Linked DNA regions of Homo sapiens: all the other regions are linked to region 3. Evidence: chromatin loops called from intact Hi-C (ENCODE). Cell type or tissue: heart left ventricle. All regions are shown on one strand. Each heading gives the region's core, and the rest is flanking DNA. Links, peaks and the distances in the headings are about the cores only.

Region 1 (7,412 bases), core at 1,434-6,433, 760 kb after region 3:
TCTAGAATGCCGCCTAGTTTTTCACACATTCATGGAAAAATGACTGCACATTGCCCCTCTCTGGATCTGATATGAAAGACTGTTAGACAGGCATGGCAGCTAACTCCTGTAATCCCAGCACTTTGGGAGGCTGAGGTGGGAGGCTTCCTTGAACCCAAGAGTTTGAGGCTGCAGTGGGCTATGATGGCACCACTGCACTCCAACCTGGGCAACAGAGCAGAGCAAGATCCTGTCTCTGAAGAAATAAACATTTAAAAAAACTGTTTTTAAAAAGACTGCCTAGCTAGCCAAGCCCCTCTCTCCACCTTAAATCGTGCCTCTACCTACTCGCTGTCTTAGACCTTTTCATCACTGAGGGTTTTCTGTCACTCTGTATCTGCTATTTACTTCTGTGTCAGTTAGGGTCCCAAAAAGATTACTCAGATTAAGTTATCTGAAAGGGCTCAGGAAATTTCACAAAGCACACTCACCTAAGACTTCAAATAAAGGTAAAAGCTCAGGTATACCAAGAGAAAGAGATGGCACTCAAGCACTGGGAATCTGAGACATCTCCAGGCACTGTGTTTCTTCTGATTTGTGTGAGGAGGTGCTTGCTCTCCAGATTAAATAACCAAGACTTGTGATATGAACTTGGCTTCTCAAAACCTCTAGACAGCAGTCTCCCCAAACCCCTCACCCCTTTGTTAGCCAAGACAGGCAACTGGTCACACCAGGTGAAAGCTATCAACAAACATTCTGGCCCTGGGTTTCGCCAGGGGACTTCTGGACTGTAAACAGTGCATTGCAAATCACTGATTAGTTGGTTAGTTAGCCCACTGACCTTAAATTGGCCAAGTGTCAAAGCAAAGCATCCAGGCATTCATGGAGGTCAGCATGGAGATGCCCCAGTCAAGCTGTAAAAATAACTGTATGACACAGGCATGAGCAAAAGAAACTGATTCTGATTAACTTAAGCAGCAGGGAATTTAGTTAGACTTGGGAACAGGCACATAGCAAGGCAGGCCCTGGACAAGGTAGCGGGAATGACAAGGTGCTGCCAGGACCTAATGGAGTTACAATCAGTTTTTCAGTTCTTTTGTCTCTCTATTCATAGTTCAAATTCACAGCAAAAAGAACATTTCAATAACTAGACTTGGGTTGTGTATCTGTCCCCAGTCTAAGTAAGTATGGGGCTCCTGATAACAGTTAAACTAGACTGGGTGAGAACTAATTTCTGAAAAGAAAATTGTTGTTAGAAAGGCAAAATTGGCCAGGCTCAGTGGCTCACGGCTGTAATCCCAGCACTTTGGGAGGCCGAGGAGGGCAGATCACTTGAGGTCAGGAGTTTGAGACCAGCCTGGCCAACATGACGAAACCCCATCTCTACTAAAAATAAAAAAATTAGCCAGGTGTGGTGGTGGACACCTGTAATCCTAGCTACTTAGGAGGCTCAGGCAGGAGAATCACTTGAACCCGGGAGGCAGAAGTTGTGGTGAGCCGAGATCGTGCCATTGCACTCCAGCCTGGGTGACAGAGCGACACTCTATCTCAAAAAAAAAAAAAGAAAAAGAAAAAAAGAAAAAAAAAGAAAAGAAAAAGAAAGAAAGAAAAGAAAAGAAAGAAAAGGAAAGAAAAGAAAGGCAAAATTGCATTCAGCATTGCCAAAACCCAGCCAATATTCACTATAGCTTGTGACCGACTGTAAATGAGAAGTCTTGGGCAATTTGTGTAAAATACTTTATGTCTAAAGCAAGAGCCTCAATTCATTTCTTCTGAACATACTGTTCTTTTCTACATTCCTCTTCCTATATTACACCCACCCCACCCACCATATACCACCAGCTGCACACAGCTATTGCTGTTTTAGAAAACTGTATGTACTAGCTGATGTAAAAATGGAAACAAAAAAAAACAACTGGTGGTTTTTAAATAGTTTTTACTATAAAACTTATATATACCATTATAGAAATTTGAAAGTGAAGAAAATTATAATGAAAACCATAAAAATAATTTATAATTGTACTACATGAGGTAGATTCCTATAAATATTTTCTTATATTTCCTTCCAGGTTTTATATTGCTATTGTAGTTTTGTCTATGCATTTGTATAGTAATGTAAACATAATCTATTCCTATAAGGTTATAATACAAAATTTGGACCATGTAGTCTATTCAGATTTGGTGTGGGGGCCACTGGCTTTTTTTTTTTAGCTTTGTTTTATAATGAACATTTTTACTCAAATTTATGATTTTTCCCCATGTATATGCACATATATTTTTAAGAAATTTGTAGTTTGGGTGGCCTTTAAAGAGCCATGTGGAATAACTTTGCCTAAAAGTCTGTGAAGAAACAAAACAACTGCACGACCTCAAGTAACCCTGGAAAAGGGTACCCACAAGGGGAAGCGATTGGAAATCAGCCCAAGAGCTTGCCAGGAAGAAGCAAAGAGGGTGCGAGCCAGCAGAAATCAAATGATTTAGCAAGGGGGGTAGAAGTCAGTTGGAGCCAAAGAACTGCCCAGTTAGTCCCTTCTGAGAAAGGAAACACTGTTAATAGCAGAAGCCTAGGTTCTGGCATCAATTTAACTTGCATCATAGTCTGTTACCACTTTCTGTCCTCAGTCTGCCACCCCACCCAGAACTGCTATATTTTCTGGTGTCTCCATGCCCTTCCCAGTCCCACTAAGAATCTATTTATAACAGCAGGAGCTCGCCTTGGTCCACTGTGACACACAGGCTGCTTTGCTGGGAAAGTTCTGCCTGACTCACTGGGGCTGCATGAAGCCTGGGGAGGCAAGCTTCTGGCGTGACTGTCCTTAGAATGTGTACTGAGTTTCCTCAGGGTTCACTGCTCCCGTCTGTGACTCAACGAGAAATGTAGAACACACGTGAAAACCGTGTGAGCCATAGGCATTTGATTTGGTGGGTGGGGGGCGCGGAGCTACATTGAATTCATAACTATGGAAATTGTTTTTTCCAACATTAAATTCATAACAATGGAAATAGTTTTTTCTCTGTAAATTTTCTGCCTCCCTTAATCTATAGTGCTACCTGACCCTTTAACATTGGCCATGAACAAATCACAGAACTATTTTCCTTAAAAGATGAGTGAGAGGAAATTCTAAAACTGGTTAGGAGCGATGTTTTAAAAATTGCCATGTATTAATACTATCAAATAACCAAATATTATTTGATCATATCAAATCAGGGCGAAAGGTAAATTTTATGAGATTCAAGTGCAACTTACCTAAAAGTAATATTTTAAAATTGACACCCTGTTTTCCTACAAAAGTCCCATGGTCTCTTAATTTGCCAGTGAAAATTACTGGGCTAATTTTGTTTGTTAATGAGATAAATGCCAAACACAAGTGTGAGTTAGGCTTGACATTGTGAATGAAGCCACTATAATATGTAATGTCAAAACCATCTCTCATCAAAAAGCACTACCAGCGTGTCATGTCTAGATCCTGGGTGTAAACCCTTGGTTAATAATAGCATAGAAAATCACAAATTTATTCACACTATAAATATGTGTAAAGAAAGTACAGATTTCCACTTCCTCCTTATAATTGAGTCTATCTTTCTCATAAGCCTCTACCTGATGGATAATGAAAGGGAAAAAAACTTAATATAGTCTGACTCAATAATTTAAAATATCCCTTTGGTAAATGCTCCATCTCTGAGGTCATGAATGAGGTCAAGTTCAGTCTCTTAAATGTCACTCTAGATCATCTCTGGCTTTATCAGCAAAGAGTGTGGCTTATATGATCAGATGGTGACAGAGGAGACAAGAGGTATCCTCTGGACCCTCATTGGCCCCTTAGGCACAGTGACTTGTTCAGGCTGGATTTAAACACTAAATTGTGACGAGTCCATCTCTGGGCTTCCTGCTGACATCTGTTACTGAAAGGCTGCTGCGTTTCCTGGCTTCATGTGTGGGATTCTGTGGAGCCTCCTCATGTTCCAGGCTTGGGTTTGCCATGAGGAAGTGCTGCAGCCTGTCAGAGTCTGCCCCTCCTCTTCCCTCTGCCCTTGGCCTAGGCTGTGCACTCAGCTGTGAGGGCATCCCTTACCCTTCTCCTTTTACAGATCCCTGGCCCATTTACTGGCTCTCCTTGGAGGCCTGTGGGCTTGTTTGAGTTCCATTCACATCCCAGAGGTGTCAAAAATACCTGGGAAAGCTAAACCTGGCCCTTCTTCTGCTCAATCCTGTTCTGCTACTCAGTGCTCAGCTGCGACCATCCTGCCCCCTCCACCATCCCATGTTGAGGTGGTCACTCTATACAGAAGCTCCTTACAGGGTTCCAAACTGGGCAAATTTTTCTCATCCTTCGACCCAACACCTCTCCTCCCTTGGCTCCTGACCAGAAAGAGGAAAAATGGGGACATGTATGTCTCACCCAGCCTCTCTCATTTTTCTCTCCTTCTAACATTCTCCTGGTAGGGGGAGAGTTAGGCAAGGATTCCCTTAGGTAAACTCCACAAACTGCCAGTCTTTCCTCTTGAAATTTCAAAGAATCTTGGTTATTAGAAATACCTCACCTGGCAGAGACACAACAAATAAAGAAAGCTTCAGGCCAATATCCTTGATGAACATCAATGCAAAAATCCTCAACAAAATACTGGCACACTGAATCTAGAATCACATAGAAAAACTAATCCACCATGATCAAGTAGGCTTTATCCCTGAGATGCAGGGATTATGCAAATCAATAAATGTGATTCATCACATAAACAGAACTAAAGACAAAAACCACATAATTATCTTAATAGATGCAGAAAAGGCTTTTGATAAAATTCAACACCCTTTATGATAAAAACTCTCAACAAACTAGGTATTGAAGTAACATACCTCAAAATAATAAAAACCATCTATGACAAACCTACAGCCAACATCATACTGAATGAGCAAGCTAGAAGCATTCCCCTTGAAAATCAGCACAAGACAAGAATGCTCTCTCTCACCACTCCTATTCAACATAGTATTGGAAGTCCTGGCCAGAGCAGTAAGGCGAGAGAAAGAAATAAAGGACATCCAAATAGGAAGAGAGGAAGTCAAACTATTGTTGTTTACAGATGACATGATTCTATATCTAGAAAACCCCATAGCCCTGGCCCAAAGGCTCCTTCAGCTGATAAACAACTTCAGCAAAGTCTCAGGATACAAAATCAAAATACAAAAGTCACTAACATCCCTATACACCAACAATAGCTAAGCTGAGAGCCAAATCCGGAATGCAATTCCATTCACAATTGCCACAAACATAATAAAATACATAGGAATACAGCCAACCAGGTGAAAGATCTCTACAATGAGAATCACAAACCACTGCTCAAAGAAATCAGAGATGACACAAACAAATGGAAAAACATTTCATGCTCATGGATAGGAAGAATCAATATCATTAAAATGGCCATACTATCCAAAACAACTTATAGATGCAATGCTATTCCTGTCAAACTACCAATACCATTCTTCACAGAACTAGAAAAAACTACTTTAAAATTCATATGGAACTAAAAAAGAGCCCAAATAGCCAAGGAAATCCTAAGCAAAAAGAACAAAGCTGGAGATGTCACACTGTCCAACTTCAAACTATACTACAGGGCTACAATAACCAAAACAACACGGTACTAGAACAAAAAGAGGTACCTAGACCAATGTAACAGAATAGAGAGTCTAGAAATAAGGCCACACATCTACAACCATCTGATCTTTGAGAAGGTTGACAAAAACAAGCAATAGAAAAACAACCAAAACAAAAATAGAAAAAATGCCCTATTCAATAAATGGTGCTGGGGTAACTGGCTAGCCATATGCAAAAGATTGAAACTAGGGCCCTTCCTTATGCCATATACAAAAATTAACTCAAGATGGATTAAACCTTATATGTAAAACCCCCAAAAAACAAAAATCCTGAAAGACAACCTAGGCAGTGCCATCCTGGACAAAGATTTCATGACAAAGACAACAAAAGCTTTTGCAACAAAAGCAAAAATTGACAAATTGGATGTAATTAAACTAAAGAGCTTCTGCACAGCAAAAGAAACTATCAACAGTGTAAACAGACAAGCTACAGAACGGGAGAAAATATTTGCAAACTATGCATCTGACAAAGGTCTAATATCCAGCATCTATAATGAACTTAAATACACTTACAAGAGAAAAAACAAACAACTGCATTCAAAAGTGGGCCAAGAACATAAACAGATACTTTTCAAAAGAAGACATACATGTGGCCAACAAGCATATGAAAAAATGTTCGACATCACTGATCACTAGAGAAATGCAAATCAAAACAATGAGATGCCATCTCACACCAGTCAGAATGGCTATTATTAAAAAGTCAAAAAAGTAACAGATGCTGGCGAGGTTGTGGAAAAAAAGGAATGCTTATACACTGTTGGTGGGAGGATAAATTAGTTCAACCACTGTGGAAAGCAGTGTGGCGATTCCTCAAAGGGCTAAAAACTGAACTAACATTTGACCCAGCAATCCCATTACTGGGTATATATCTGAAGGAATATAGATCATTCTACCATAAAGACACATGCACATGAATGTTCACTGTAGCACTATTTACAATAGCAAAGACATGGAATCAACCTAAATGCCCACCAATAAAAGATTAGATAAAGGAAATGTGGTACATATACACCATGAACTACTACGGAGCCATAAAAAAGAATGAGATCAAGTCCTTTGCAGGGACGTGGATGGAGCTAGAGGCCATTTTCCTTAGAAAACTAATGCAGGAGCCGAAAATGAAATACCGCATGTTCTCACTTATAAGTGGGAGCTAAATGACAAGAACACATGGACACAAAGAGGGAAACAACAGACACTCGGGCCTACCAGAGGTTGGAGGGTCGGAGGAGGAAGAGGACCAGGAAAGATAAGTAATGGGTACTAGGCTTAACACTGGGATGGGGAAATAATCTGTACAACAAACCCCCACGACATGAGTTTACCTACATAACAAACCTGAATATGTACCCCTGGACTTAAAATAAAAGTTAAAAAAAAAAAAAAAGGAATTCCTCAGTCTCACTCCCCACAGCCTGGATTTCAAAACCTTTGGCTTGTTTAAGAAGTTAAGAAAATCAGCTTTGAGATTCAATGCCTCTCTGGGCCATTGATTCCTAAAGAGAGTAGCATATCCCACTAGGAGGTATTTTTGGAAAGCTGTGGGGTTACTTTTGGTTAAGATTTAGAGGGTAGGGGCTATTGGTATTTAGTAGATGGGGGTCCAGAATTATCAACATGGTGTAATGAAGGAGACAGTCCCACAATGAAAAATCATTCCATCCCAAGTTTGTGTAGGCCAAAAAATCTGATTATAACTTTTTTAGCTTAGAACCTTAACTCTAATGGTGCTTCTGTATGGTTTAAATATAAACGATACATTTAGTTTGTATAAACCAATATAAAA
Region 2 (7,412 bases), core at 1,451-6,450, 290 kb after region 3:
TAGCCAAAAGTGGATAGTTAACATACACTGCACTGAACACAAAAGCTACTAAAAATGACTGGATAAATTATGCAGAGGGATTTCTGGATTTCTTTCAAGTAATTAAGTTTCGATTTCTTGCATTTATTTTAGTTCTAGGAAGCGCAAGGCGCCATGGATTGCAAAAGTCTTCATTGATTGTTACAATGCTTTAAGTTTGATTTCGTGACTGGACTTAACTTTGAAAAGAGGTAAATACGCGGACCAAGGAAGTTCACTGCGATGAAAAATAATAGTTCGTTGGGACAAGTAGACACCAGGGAGCCTGCTTCTGAACAGAACGCAGAGGTCTGCCCCCCTCCCCCAAGTGGTGCGCGGGAAGAAGAGGGGAGAAACATAAACGTGTGCGCCTCTGAATGGGTGTGCGTTAGTGTCAGCACGTGTGTGTCTGTGTGCCTGCGTGTGTCAGCGCGCGCGCGCGTGTGTGTGTGCATGTGTGTGTATGTCTGCACAGATGTGTGAATTTGAGCCCCTGCGCTCTGGAAGAGTGCAGAATTAGGTGCTGAGGAGTTGAGTCCTTCCCCAGGGCAGATTTTAGTTTCCTGGAGCCTGTTGTGTTTGCTTCAAAGGTTAGTCGATGCCAGTGGGTCCAATCAGCTGTCCCTGAATGTGAGTTCCTGGTCACAATCAGCCTTAGCAAACCCACCAGACGGAATTGAGAGGGCGTCTAGGAGCCTCTAAGGCATCCAGCCAACCTGGGCTGGCTGCGTCCTGCGTCCCCCTCCTCCCAGTCTACTTTCCTTGAAACTGAGCTCTGCTTTCTTTCCTCCACCGGGAAAAGGGGAACCGTTGCTTTCTCTTCTGCCTTGTCTCCCTTCATTGTCTTGTCCTCTGCCGGGCTGCTTTCCTCTGGTCAGAATTACCTAGAGAGAGCCCCACGTGGCTTGCTCTGCGACTACAGGCCACTAGTCTTGGCCAAGTCTCTCCCAACCTCCAGAGTATGCTTTCTGGAGTGCTGATAGCCTTTGCTTTTGTCCCCTCTTCCTCCGTGAATTCTACTTGGTTTTGATGGGAGCGAAAGAGGTTGTGAGTCTGTATTTCTTTCTAGAAGGGCCTGGGAACTACTGGATGCAGAGATTTCTGGTGACACTCGCTGACTACTTGCATTGGAAGGTTAGGAGTGAGAGCCGGAAAGGCACTGAAAGGAGGCGGTTACCCTCGGGCATATGGGGTGCCTGGAATCTCTGGGCGAGAGAGCGACTCATTTAAAGCAGGAGAGGGGAGCTTGGGGCTCAAGGGGAGCCAGTGACAGGATAGTAGTTGACATACTCAGAAGAGAAAAGATGTTTGAACAAAACCCACCCATCATTCCTCAAACATAAACCCCTATCTCAATACTCAAGCCCCCAAGCGCCCTCCTTCACCTGAACTTTGCTCTGCAACTACATCCCTGGGAGCTTCCAGAAGTTTGTTTCAGGAATAATCCCTCTTGTGTCTTCTTTTTCCTCCCTGTAACAGTAGAGGCCACGGAAGAGTTTAATCTATGCCACCCCGCCACCCAAACTCTTCTGTCTCAAGCCACGAGTCCAGAGAGAGCTCAGGGTGTTCATCTTCTATTCAGAATCTGAAGCAGATTGGCTGATTTTGAAATCCGTACAAAAACAGATGGGGGAATCCCTCCTTTCCCTCTTTCTTCCACCAATCACTCTCTCCCTGAGATCGAAATGGTGAGCGAATAGGGCCAGATCTGTCTTTTCAGAAATCCTCCTTGTAGTCCAATTCAATTCTGTTTGAAATACAAAGAAATCACCCTGCCCTTAATAGATTAAAATTTAATAAAAGACATTAGGTCCGGTAAAATATGAATGCACTACTTAAAATTTTAATAGTAAATTAGGACCCAGATACAAGGAGGAGACAGAGATTTCTCCCCTTGGGATTGCTTCAGGGGCGGGCTGATTTTCGGGTGGGGGACGCCTACTGCGGGGACCCTTTGCCCAGAAGCCTGAGGGGAATCTCCAGCTACTCCTCCTCACCCAGGGGTGGGGGATAGTGAGGGGGGCTGCTCACATCTGTCTGCATCTGCCAGAGGACTGGACAGAAGCTATTGTCAAACAAAGAGGCTTGGCGAGAAGAAAGGAGCGCCTCCTGAAGTCACAGAGTTGATCCATTTTCCATCTTGCTGCTTAAAAAATAAAATGTTTATTTTCTTTTTGCTAGGTAGGTCTGTAGGTGTGTAGATGCACAAGTGTGAATAGCGGCTTGGGCATAGGTATGTTGAGGTCGTAGGAAGCAGGTTTCAAATTTTGGGTCATTTGCCTCCACCCCTTGGGTTTATTGCCAACTTTCTAATTGTTTAGATGGCTCCTGATAACTGCGGGGCTGGAGGTTTTCTTCCTTGGAGAGAGGCTTCCACACTCGCTGGAGCACTTTGCAGCAATGCCTGTGGGCAAAACCGAAATGGGTTTTGTTGATATCACCGCAACGATGTTGGTATTCTGGACACTCCTGAAAGGAGAGACTGCAAGATTTCAAGTCCTGGTTGATGAAGGAACAATTGCTTTTTCCCTCTAATGCAACACAATCACTATTCATTTTTCACTTTGAGTGGGGAATGGAGAAGCCTAACTCTATGACTTGACTTTTTAAAAATGTATGTGTTTTCTAGGAGGAAGGAAATACAGGTAAATAAACTCTTGAATTGCTCTACAACCACATTAATTTACTTCAAATTGATAATTTGAAAACACAGCCTTCCTTTTTTTCTTGTCTGGAATTAGGGATATCACTGAGAAATATCAGAGAGATAAAAAAGTTATGTTAAATTTTTTTTGATGATATATGAATTTCAGTTATCAGGAAAATATTCTCATGGGAGTTTTCTTGCTTAAAATAGTTTTGGTCAATAAATTCCATATCAAACAAAGTTTGTCCAGTCATTTCAACAGTGTCCCTCTCTATTTCATGAATTTATTATAGTACCGTATTTACCATATGAAGTGGTGACAAGTGTTTAGCATTTTGGAGATCAGTTGTCAGTTACTATTAAAATCAAGATTAATTCATATTAACGATATGCATTTCTCAATACTCCCAGGTGACAACATACATTAAAACAACTATTGCAAGTAATTAAGCTCAATGAAGGGGGAGGGGACAGAGGGAGGTTCAAAACACCCCAAATATTTGATTTTCAATTCAAGTTCAGCAGACTGTTGCCACAATAATGCTCGGGAAACTCCTCAGGGTTACTTTTTACTTTACATCTAATTAGGCACCTAATGAAAGAGAAGAATTTTTTCCCCATGTGGCTTTTCTCCTTGATATTCTTGTGCCTTTATTTAAACACATAAACACACTATTTAGGAGTGGCAATACCCAAAAGTTTCTCATGTGATTAACTTGCTATAATAATCTGGGGGAATTAGAAAGAAGAGGACATTTGTCTTCCGGTTATTTTCCATCTTCACTCTCACTTTGGCCCTTTGGCCTTTACCCAGTACGGATAGAAAATACACCCAAAATATTTTTATGGATTTTTTTATTAGGCTTTAAAGATGCTCAACAGTTAATACTAATTAGACCATCCAAAGCCTTTTGAAGATTAAGCAAATTGGACAACCCTTGTTAATTAGAACATAATTTGAAGTTTGAAATTATATCACTGATGAAGTAGTCTAATTAGTATGACGATATGTTAATGGACCAGTGAGACATAGTGCCGATAGAGTTTGGCATGAACCTCTTCACGGCTTGCAGGAAATCCTCCCTCCTATACCGACATTAATAAAAGATTTCTATAGACTTCAGCCTTTCCACGATGACATACAATTTATAGTACACACAATGCATTAGCTCATAGTACTGCTCAATTTTTTCACTATTATGAAAACTAATAAATTCGTCAAGCTGAATTAAGCATACAAATCAGATGAGGCATAGCAGATTACACAGTGAAGCGCGGTGTCTCCCGAGCCTAAATGAAATTTCAATCTAATAATTCCTTCCTGGCCCAGTCATAATTTGTTTAGAGATGTTGTTCTACTTCTTTCAAAGCGCTATTCGCACTATAATTAAATGATACTCAAGCTTTTAACTTTGATTTATTTCATTTCTTGAAGCTTGAGACAGAGCTGTACAATGTCATTTTTTTTTTGTTTCCTTGAAAATTACTCTGGCTGTTGTTGAGGTAGAAATTAAACACCTAAGCACTTACTTGAACCGTCCGGCACAAGCCACATTCATTCACGTGAACACTCCCCTTTCCCTACCCCATGTCCAGGTTTCGCTGAGCTCACACCCGGCAACACTGCTGCTAGGAGTTCCCTTCGGCTACTATTTATTATTTTCCTCCACACAGGGGAAGAGAAAGGGAAGCCCGAGAGGATCCAGGGAAAGCAGAAGGGGGTTAAGGACCATGGACAGAGCCCGTCGCGCGCTCGTTGCTGCCGCCTTCCCCAGCACTCTGGCGGCTCCTGAGGACAGCGGTCCCATCTTGAAACCGCTATTCCGCCCGGCTGAGGTCAGGGGTGGACAGGCGGTCCCCTACTCTCCACCGCCGCTTCCGGGAGCTGACCACCCGAGGGTTCCCCTTTTCCACTCTCCTTCCCACTCTGTTTTTGTCCCAGCGCGCGCCAGCGCCTCTCAGGCCTGCCGCCTGCTCTCGCACCTGCTCGCCTTCCCCAGGCGCCCAGTGCCTGCACCTGCTCCCGGTCAACCCCCGTCCGGATTGGGCCACCCGCGGGTTCCTGCGTCGGGGTCCCGGGGCCTTCTCACCCTCGCCTGCACCCTGCTCCTTCCGCTCTCTAGGGAGGTGACAGCAGCCCCCAACACCGCGGGAAGTATAGAGAAAATGGGATCCAGAAGGAGAGGAAGTAGTGTGTGTGTGTGTGTGTGTGTGTGTGTGTGTGTGTGACAGAGAGAGAGAGATAGATAGAAAGAGATTATCTCCTTTTGCAACTGGAACCAAGAGTGTGTGTCCATCTCTAGGAAAAGTGGTCTGCACTGGGACTGGGACAGAAGTGGGAGTGAAGTGTCAGCTAAAAATAGGCTCCGCACCGAGAGGCTGTGGAAATGAAGATAAGTGAGGTTTGTGCCAGCCCCCGAGGGTGTGTGTGTGTGTGTCTGTGTTGTGGGGTGTATTCAGCAGCATATGCGCTGTGTAATTTCTGACCTTCCCTCTCCCTGTCAGTTGCCCCTTCTTCCTTTGATTGTGGCTAATGAAGAATAATAAATCCAGGGGCAGGGTTTGCCAGTGGATCCTTCCAAGACTCAACTCGAACTGTACTGGATACAGGGAGGAGGAGGAAGAGAAAAGGGGGGCAAGAGGAGCGTGTGTGTGTGCCTGTGTGTATGTGTGTGTGTGTTGTGGGAGGGGTGGGGACAGCGGGGAGGGGGAGGAGTCGCATGCGCACAGACGACCCGAGCCTGCTCCGCGGCTGTCCAATCCGCTGAGAGCTGCGAGAAATCGAGTGAGAGAAAGCCCTGCAGCCCCTCCGACCCCATGTCTCTTTGGCACCAGGCACCCGCCGGGCCGTGGGGGGCTCGTAGCCGAACGCCGACCTCCGCTCGTATTGGGCTGGGAGTTCAGAGCCGCGCGCAGAACCCGGGTTGGCCGCAACGTCTGTGTTCTCAGCGGTGGCCGGGAACCTGGGATCAGGGTCACCTGAGCTGACGGGGTGGGGGCGGGCCGAGTGGGGTTGGAAGCCTGGAACTTAGTGGTAAGCAGGAGGCGTAGGAGGTGGCAGCCAGGTAAGAGGCACTCTTACCTACCCAACGCTGGCTTGGGCCGCAACTTTATTTGGGAGTTTCTTTTTCCGGTGAGACAGAGACCCGGCAGAAGAAGCGGGAGGGGCTGGAGGCTGGTCCTTAGGTAGGCACTGCCCGGCGACTGGAGCGCGGACCTGGCCATTTGGGTGGGGTTGAGTGGGGGCGCGATTGTGAGTAGCAGCCGCGGGACGCTGCGAAGGGGCGGCGGCAACAGAGCACGGGCGGGGGCAGAAAAGAGGCGGCGGAGGGCGCGGTGGGGGAGCGCGAGGCGAGTGCTGAGAGAGCAGAAAGGACTCAAGCCTGAGGGGAGTAGAGAGGAAGAAGGGGCAACGCGAGAAACCGAACAGGAGCCGGCGTTTCCTGGCAAGGGAGGGCGGAGGCGCGCGGGAGAGAGGGAGAGAGGGAGGGCGGGGGGCGCGGGGGTAGGCGCGGGGAGAGGGGAGTATAACTCGCCGGCCGCGAGGAGCGGGGGCAGTTTCGGGTGCCGAGGTCTGCAGCTAGCGGCAAGCGGAGTCAGGCATCCGTTCAGACTGACAGCAGAGGCGGCGAAGGAGCGCGTAGCCGAGATCAGGCGTACAGAGTCCGGAGGCGGCGGCGGGTGAGCTCAACTTCGCACAGCCCTTCCCAGCTCCAGCCCCGGCTGGCCCGGCACTTCTCGGAGGGTCCCGGCAGCCGGGACCAGTGAGTGCCTCTACGGACCAGCGCCCCGGCGGGCGGGAAGATGATGATGATGTCCCTGAACAGCAAGCAGGCGTTTAGCATGCCGCACGGCGGCAGCCTGCACGTGGAGCCCAAGTACTCGGCACTGCACAGCACCTCGCCGGGCTCCTCGGCTCCCATCGCGCCCTCGGCCAGCTCCCCCAGCAGCTCGAGCAACGCTGGTGGTGGCGGCGGCGGCGGCGGCGGCGGCGGCGGCGGCGGAGGCCGAAGCAGCAGCTCCAGCAGCAGTGGCAGCAGCGGCGGCGGGGGCTCGGAGGCTATGCGGAGAGCCTGTCTTCCAACCCCACCGGTGCGTATTTCTGCATAATCACCGCTTAAAGGCACATTTTGACAGCCCCCTTTATCTGCTTGATGTTTTTTTCATGTCTGCACAGCAAATCACCCCACACCTCCAACCAATTTTCCCCTCTCTCTCTCTTAAGTATTCAGCAGGTCTTGCCTTTCATATTAATTTTTATGACCTGGGATGTTGCCTGTGCGCGTGTTGTGTTGTGTTTCGTTGTGTCTACAGGCTCACTTTCCTCCTCCTCCTGCACTCTCGGCTTCTTTCTGTGGCTTCCCTCTTTTTCTCTTCACCTCTGTTTTCAGGATTATTATTATTATTATTTTAACGATCTGGGAATGTTGTAGGCGCGGCGACGGTGTCGAGCCCTGGGCCGGGGCTTCCGGAGAGAGGGCGTACAATTCCCTGCTGAGCGTAATGTGTGCCTTCTACTTACAATTGCAGAGCAATATATTCGGCGGGCTGGATGAGAGTCTGCTGGCCCGCGCCGAGGCTCTGGCAGCCGTGGACATCGTCTCCCAGAGCAAGAGCCACCACCACCATCCACCCCACCACAGCCCCTTCAAACCGGACGCCACCTACCACACTATGAATACCATCCCGTGCACGTCGGCCGCCTCTTCTTCATCGGTGCCCATCTCGCACCCTTCCGCGTTGGCGG
Region 3 (5,000 bases), core at 1-5,000:
GACAGGTCCCGGTGTGTGATAACATGTTTATTTTTATTAAATATCAGTAGTTGCTTCTTTCCCTATCTACCTCTCACCAATGACACCAATTTTAAACAGGTTTCTCCTTAATAATATGTTTATTTTTATTAAATATCAGGGGGTAGGAGAAGAAAAACATATATGTGTGATTGGGGTCTTAACAACCTAGAGATGCATCCTAGACTCTGAATCTCTCTAAGGCAGTGCTCTCCAAAGCCTGATGGAACTCTCAAGGGCAGAAGGAAAGGCAATAATAGCAAAAGGAAGAAGACTGTCTTATCAGTTTATAAGAACTGGTCAATGGACTTTTTTTGGTATAAAAAGTTCAACAACTAATAGAACAAGCAAATCACTTCGCCATAATCAAATTTCACCTTATGACCCAGGCTCTAGCAAATGCAGGCTCTAGTAAAAAACAAAGACCCAGGCTCTAGCAAAAATGCAAAGGCTCTAGCACAAAACAAAAAACAAAATATATATATACACATATACATATATATGTGTGTGTGTGTATATATATATATGGAGAGAGAGAGAGAGAGAGAGAGAGAGTGATTAGACTTTTAGACTTTTAACCTGGACATTTCTATGGTGAATTATTAAAAACAGTACTGAGTCATTTTTAGTTACATAGGTATATACAGCTAATTTTCCTTAATGTTTCAGTAGAGACTTATCCCAATAAAATTACTTCTAGACCTTAGCCATTGGGTGTTGTTACTAAGGAATTTTTAATAAGAAATAGCCAAGACTTTATATTAGAAATGGATGTACATATATTCATATCAGACATTTATTTTTAAATATCTTCTGCTAATCATTTCAATATCTTCAGAATTTAAAAGTGCCAGAGAGCAAGAAGCAATCATCTGGTAAATCACATCAATGGATTTACCTAAGTCTTTAAGGAAATTGAAAATCTATGTTAACATAATTTTTCTAGTTCCCCAGTAGAGGGCAACTTCTACACACTTTGACAGTTTAAAAAAAAATCTATGCACAGCACATTAGTATGAATCACTGCATGTTTAAAATAAAACAATATAACTTATGCTTATGAATGGATTTTCACTAACAGTAGCTTATAAAATGTCATGGAATTTTAAATTAGTAGTTAGGAATTGAATATATGTAATGAGTAATTAGCATTTTATGATTAATATAAGTATAATTGCAGGAACTTTAAAAGTAGCAACCATTAGGTCACTAAGATAGAATTATCAGGAATTTAAATAAAAGAGGGAAATGATCACAGTATTGTTCTTTAGTAACCATTTGGATTGAATTTCAATATAACTGAGTTCCAAATATAGCTAATATGTTGCATAAAATATTTTATTAAGAATAGGCAAAACCAAACCCCCCCAAAACCAAAAATGGCCATACACAAACATTTGAAAGTATAATTTAGAGTTTTTGATATTCTGTATTTTGAACTAACTTGAATCAGTGTTAGTGTTTTAATAACATCAGACATAAGAATGTAACCATGCACACATATGTTTATACATAAATAGGATAAAATTTCACCATAATACATCTCATTATTACATAGTATTCTATATAGTAGTTGGACACAATATAATATGTCCTCATTCATTCATTCAATGCTAATTTACTGAGCACTTATTATGTGCCAGATACAATTCCAGAAGTCAAGGATACAGTGTGACAAAAGTTCTCTGCCTTCTTGGGGCTTACATGTTCTATTAAAAAGTAATGTATGGTAAAGCCTTCTAAAAAGACAAATCTATGAGATGGATGCTAACCTTATAACACTAGTTTTTTATTTAAAAATTTGGCTTTGTTTTTAATACAGAAAATATTATAAGGAACAATGAAATGGTTCATAATCTTAAAACACAAATAACCCTTGTCGGCCTTAAACAAAGTTATACATGAATCTCATTAGAAAATTTTTAGTTGTATAGAAAAGTACAAAGAAAAATTGAAAATTTCTAGCTCCCTCTCAACTCAGAAACATTAGCAATTTCTTGTAATTCCTTACAGAAAAAAAACAGTATCCACCCATTCCTCTACCCACCTACTCATCCATCTAGCCTAGCGTTCTTAACTTATTCAAATTTATACAGTTTTCTTAAGATAATCATACTATACACAGTATTCTGTACATAGCTTTATCTTTTCCCACTTCTCTATATTTCCTGGAGCTCTTTCCATAAAAGAATATATAAGCACACCTCATTCTTTTATTTGACTGATTTTATTTTTTAATGTAGAAGTATTTTATCTATCTCTAAATATCTCACAATTCTAGTTTAAAAAGTGATTATACAGTTTTATCTGAAATTTATAAGAGCTGTTGTAGATAGTGTTAAAAGTATAAAGACTTAGAAATCATGACCTCCAAGAGGAAGCCTAAAAAATTACTTTTAATTTATTAGAGAACAGCAAATACAAGAAAAAAATAAGAAGAAATAAATATCTGTTTTGGACAAAAACCTTACCAATAGTTCTATTAGATCACACACAACGTAACAATCTTTTAAGAATGTCTTTATATGTGAATTAGAAATACTAGTGAATTTTTTTACCAGTAAATTTTAATAATAGTACTATTATTAAAATTTACAATCATCATTTTTTAGAGTTTCACTTAAATTTTTCAATAAAGCATGCAATAATTACTTTAGAGCATTCTATTTATAATACTACTTAAACCATATATTTGCTTCAGGGCCATATTTGATATTCAAATGTGATAAGAATTCTTAAATTTATAAAAATATTATGCAAAATAAAATACAGGGCACTAGGTGGTGCTGTGGGACCTTCCAGATAAACTAACACTGCAAAGGTATGCATTTGACAAATTAGTTGTGTGGTTGATTCTATATATTTAAATATACATTAAATATTTTTTATAGATAAAACAATGCACATAAATAAGAAGAGTAATATAATGAAAAAGCAAAGTTTTGATGGATGACCTCTTTGAGGAAGATACAACCCCGTTTCATAATCTCATACCCTAACTCCTGTGTTAAGCTATTAAAAAATCTTTATATAATAAATGTCATTTTTGAGGCATGCTTGTCAATCAACTATTATTTTCATTTACCTTTAAAGTTATTTTTTCATATGACCAAGAATTTAAAAGATGAATAATTATACATCCTTGTCAAACAATTTTCTATTAGGTGATTTCTTACAACACAGTACTGTAATCTTCTTGGGTTCTGTTTTTCTATTTTCCCCAGACATGACTGCTTGCTATAGAGCTACTAATTCAAATACTGACAGCCACCAGACTGGCAAGGTGAATGTGCAGATTGGGCCACAAGTAAAATAATAGGAAGTGAGGGCAACTTAGGAAACCCAGAATATAGAAAGCACATCTGTGGTCTGCATGTGGCCTGTGGGCCACTCATCTGTGACCTCTTAAGTCCAACATGTTCCTAACCATTTATCTATGAGTGACACATCTCAAAGATAACCTACAAATTTCAGTTCAAATGAAGGAGTGTAAATGCTTCTCAATTGTCCTTCTACAATGTTTAATCACTTATGTATGTCCTTCCTTAAAGAACAGAAAATATTAATGATGTGGGAGATAAACTAGTGGTCAAGAGCATTACTCGTCCATGATGAGCTACTGATTTAAAGAGAAGTACAGATTTAGTAGTCTTTTTATGGGCATGGTCTTCCTCTTCCCTGCAGGCACTTTCATGATTGTGAAGTACAATAATAAAGTACTTAATATTGAATTGATAGAAATATATGTTTAACATCAATAAAAAAAGGATAGAATTTATTCCCACTAGTAGTGATGGTGGAACTTAATATTACAGGTACAAGGTAAGAATGAAAATGAATTTTTAACAAATTCAACAAAACTCATCTAAAGGAATTTTTTAAACAAATTCAACAAAACTCATCTAAAGGAATGTTGTTCTTCGAGTCTGTCAATCAGAGAAGCAAAACTCATTTTTAAATGATGCATCATTCCAAATGTTTTTAGCTGCCCTCAGAAAGCGTTTGTGTGCTACATAAGAAAATAAGATAAAATCATGTCATTTCTGACCCGGAAGAGACCACAGAGATTAACAATCTCCCATTACTTTAGCTTCACCTCACAAATCAGTTCTTGAAAGATAAACACAGTTAAGTTGCAGTATCTAAGTGGGTCTTTGTTACAGAAAATGAAGTGACCGGATGCTCACGGGAAGCTATGCAGAAATCACAGTTTACTTTGAATGGAGACTATGCCTTACACCAGTAACCAATGCAAAAATATCACGTTTCAAGAATTTTCAATGTTGTCTAAACACTCACAGGAATCTCTACCAACACTACAAATCATTTGGAATTTTTAGAGGGTTTAATTGGTTCAAACAGATACACGGAAGAAGCGGTGAAAAGCAGAACTAGGTTAGAGCCACGCTGCCTGAATTCTTTTCATTTCACTTGTAGACTACCTGAAATGCCATCTTGGATGATAGTCTTTTTGGCTTAATAAGCATCTATTTTAAAATTGCATGTTTTCTTTTGAAGTAGTAGTTTTCACGGTGTGGCCTGGGGACCTACGGGTTCCTAAGACCTTTTGGAGGGCTCGGTGAGACAAAAACTACTTTCATTATATTACTAACACATTATTTGCCTTTTTACTCTCATTCTCTTGCAGTTATATAGTGGAGTTTTCCAGAGGCTACATGACATGTGATATCAAAAGAGATTTGATACACCAACAGTTTTATGTTAAGCCAGGCATTAAAGAGATTTGCAAAATGCAAAACAATAGTACTCTTCCCACTAGTTTTTGTTTGGGAAAATATAGTGATATTTCATAAAAATGTGCAAATTTACATATGATGAAGTTATTATTTTTAAATGAATTAATAATTTTCCAGCTTTAATTTCAAATGTGATCAATAGATAAATATCACCCATATAAACAACTGTTCTCTCTGGTCGTCAGCAAATTTTAAGACTGTAAAGGAGTTCGAAAAGTTGGAGAA

What was found. Peaks named below come from ENCODE experiments on the same cell type or tissue, not always from the same donor. Only the 100,000 strongest peaks of a DNase experiment are listed, where the experiment ranks them.
Region 1: a loop joins it to region 3, with 4 times the contacts of the local background. A loop is called at or near these places in 65 of 110 quality-filtered maps.
Region 2: it touches region 3 in a loop (4-fold over the local background); 13 of 110 quality-filtered maps call a loop at or near these places.

Annotation. Positions count from the first base shown.
Region 1 is chr4:147,101,041-147,108,452 of GRCh38, forward strand. No RefSeq gene overlaps it. Among named protein-coding and RNA genes, the nearest start is that of TTC29, 160 kb to the left of the region's middle. In heart left ventricle, for the core only: no CTCF peak of the experiment used is centred there; no DNase peak of the experiment used is centred there; H3K27ac peaks cover 381 bases.
Region 2 is chr4:146,632,672-146,640,083 of GRCh38, forward strand. It overlaps POU4F2 (POU class 4 homeobox 2), which reads left to right and starts at 6,222. Exons shown (of 2, transcript NM_004575.3): 1 at 6,222-6,757; 2 at 7,196-7,412. The coding sequence starts at 6,470. RefSeq lists enhancers at 430-930, 4,576-5,157, 5,158-5,739, 5,740-6,320, 6,321-6,902. In heart left ventricle, for the core only: no CTCF peak of the experiment used is centred there; a DNase peak (open chromatin) is centred at 4,430; H3K4me3 peaks cover 219 bases; H3K27me3 peaks cover 3,813 bases.
Region 3 is chr4:146,339,990-146,344,989 of GRCh38, forward strand. All of the region lies in intron 5 of SLC10A7 (solute carrier family 10 member 7), which reads right to left. Among named protein-coding and RNA genes, the nearest start is that of MIR7849, 66 kb to the right of the region's middle. In heart left ventricle, for the core only: CTCF peaks have their summits at 969 (motif pointing right) and 2,806 (motif pointing right); no DNase peak of the experiment used is centred there.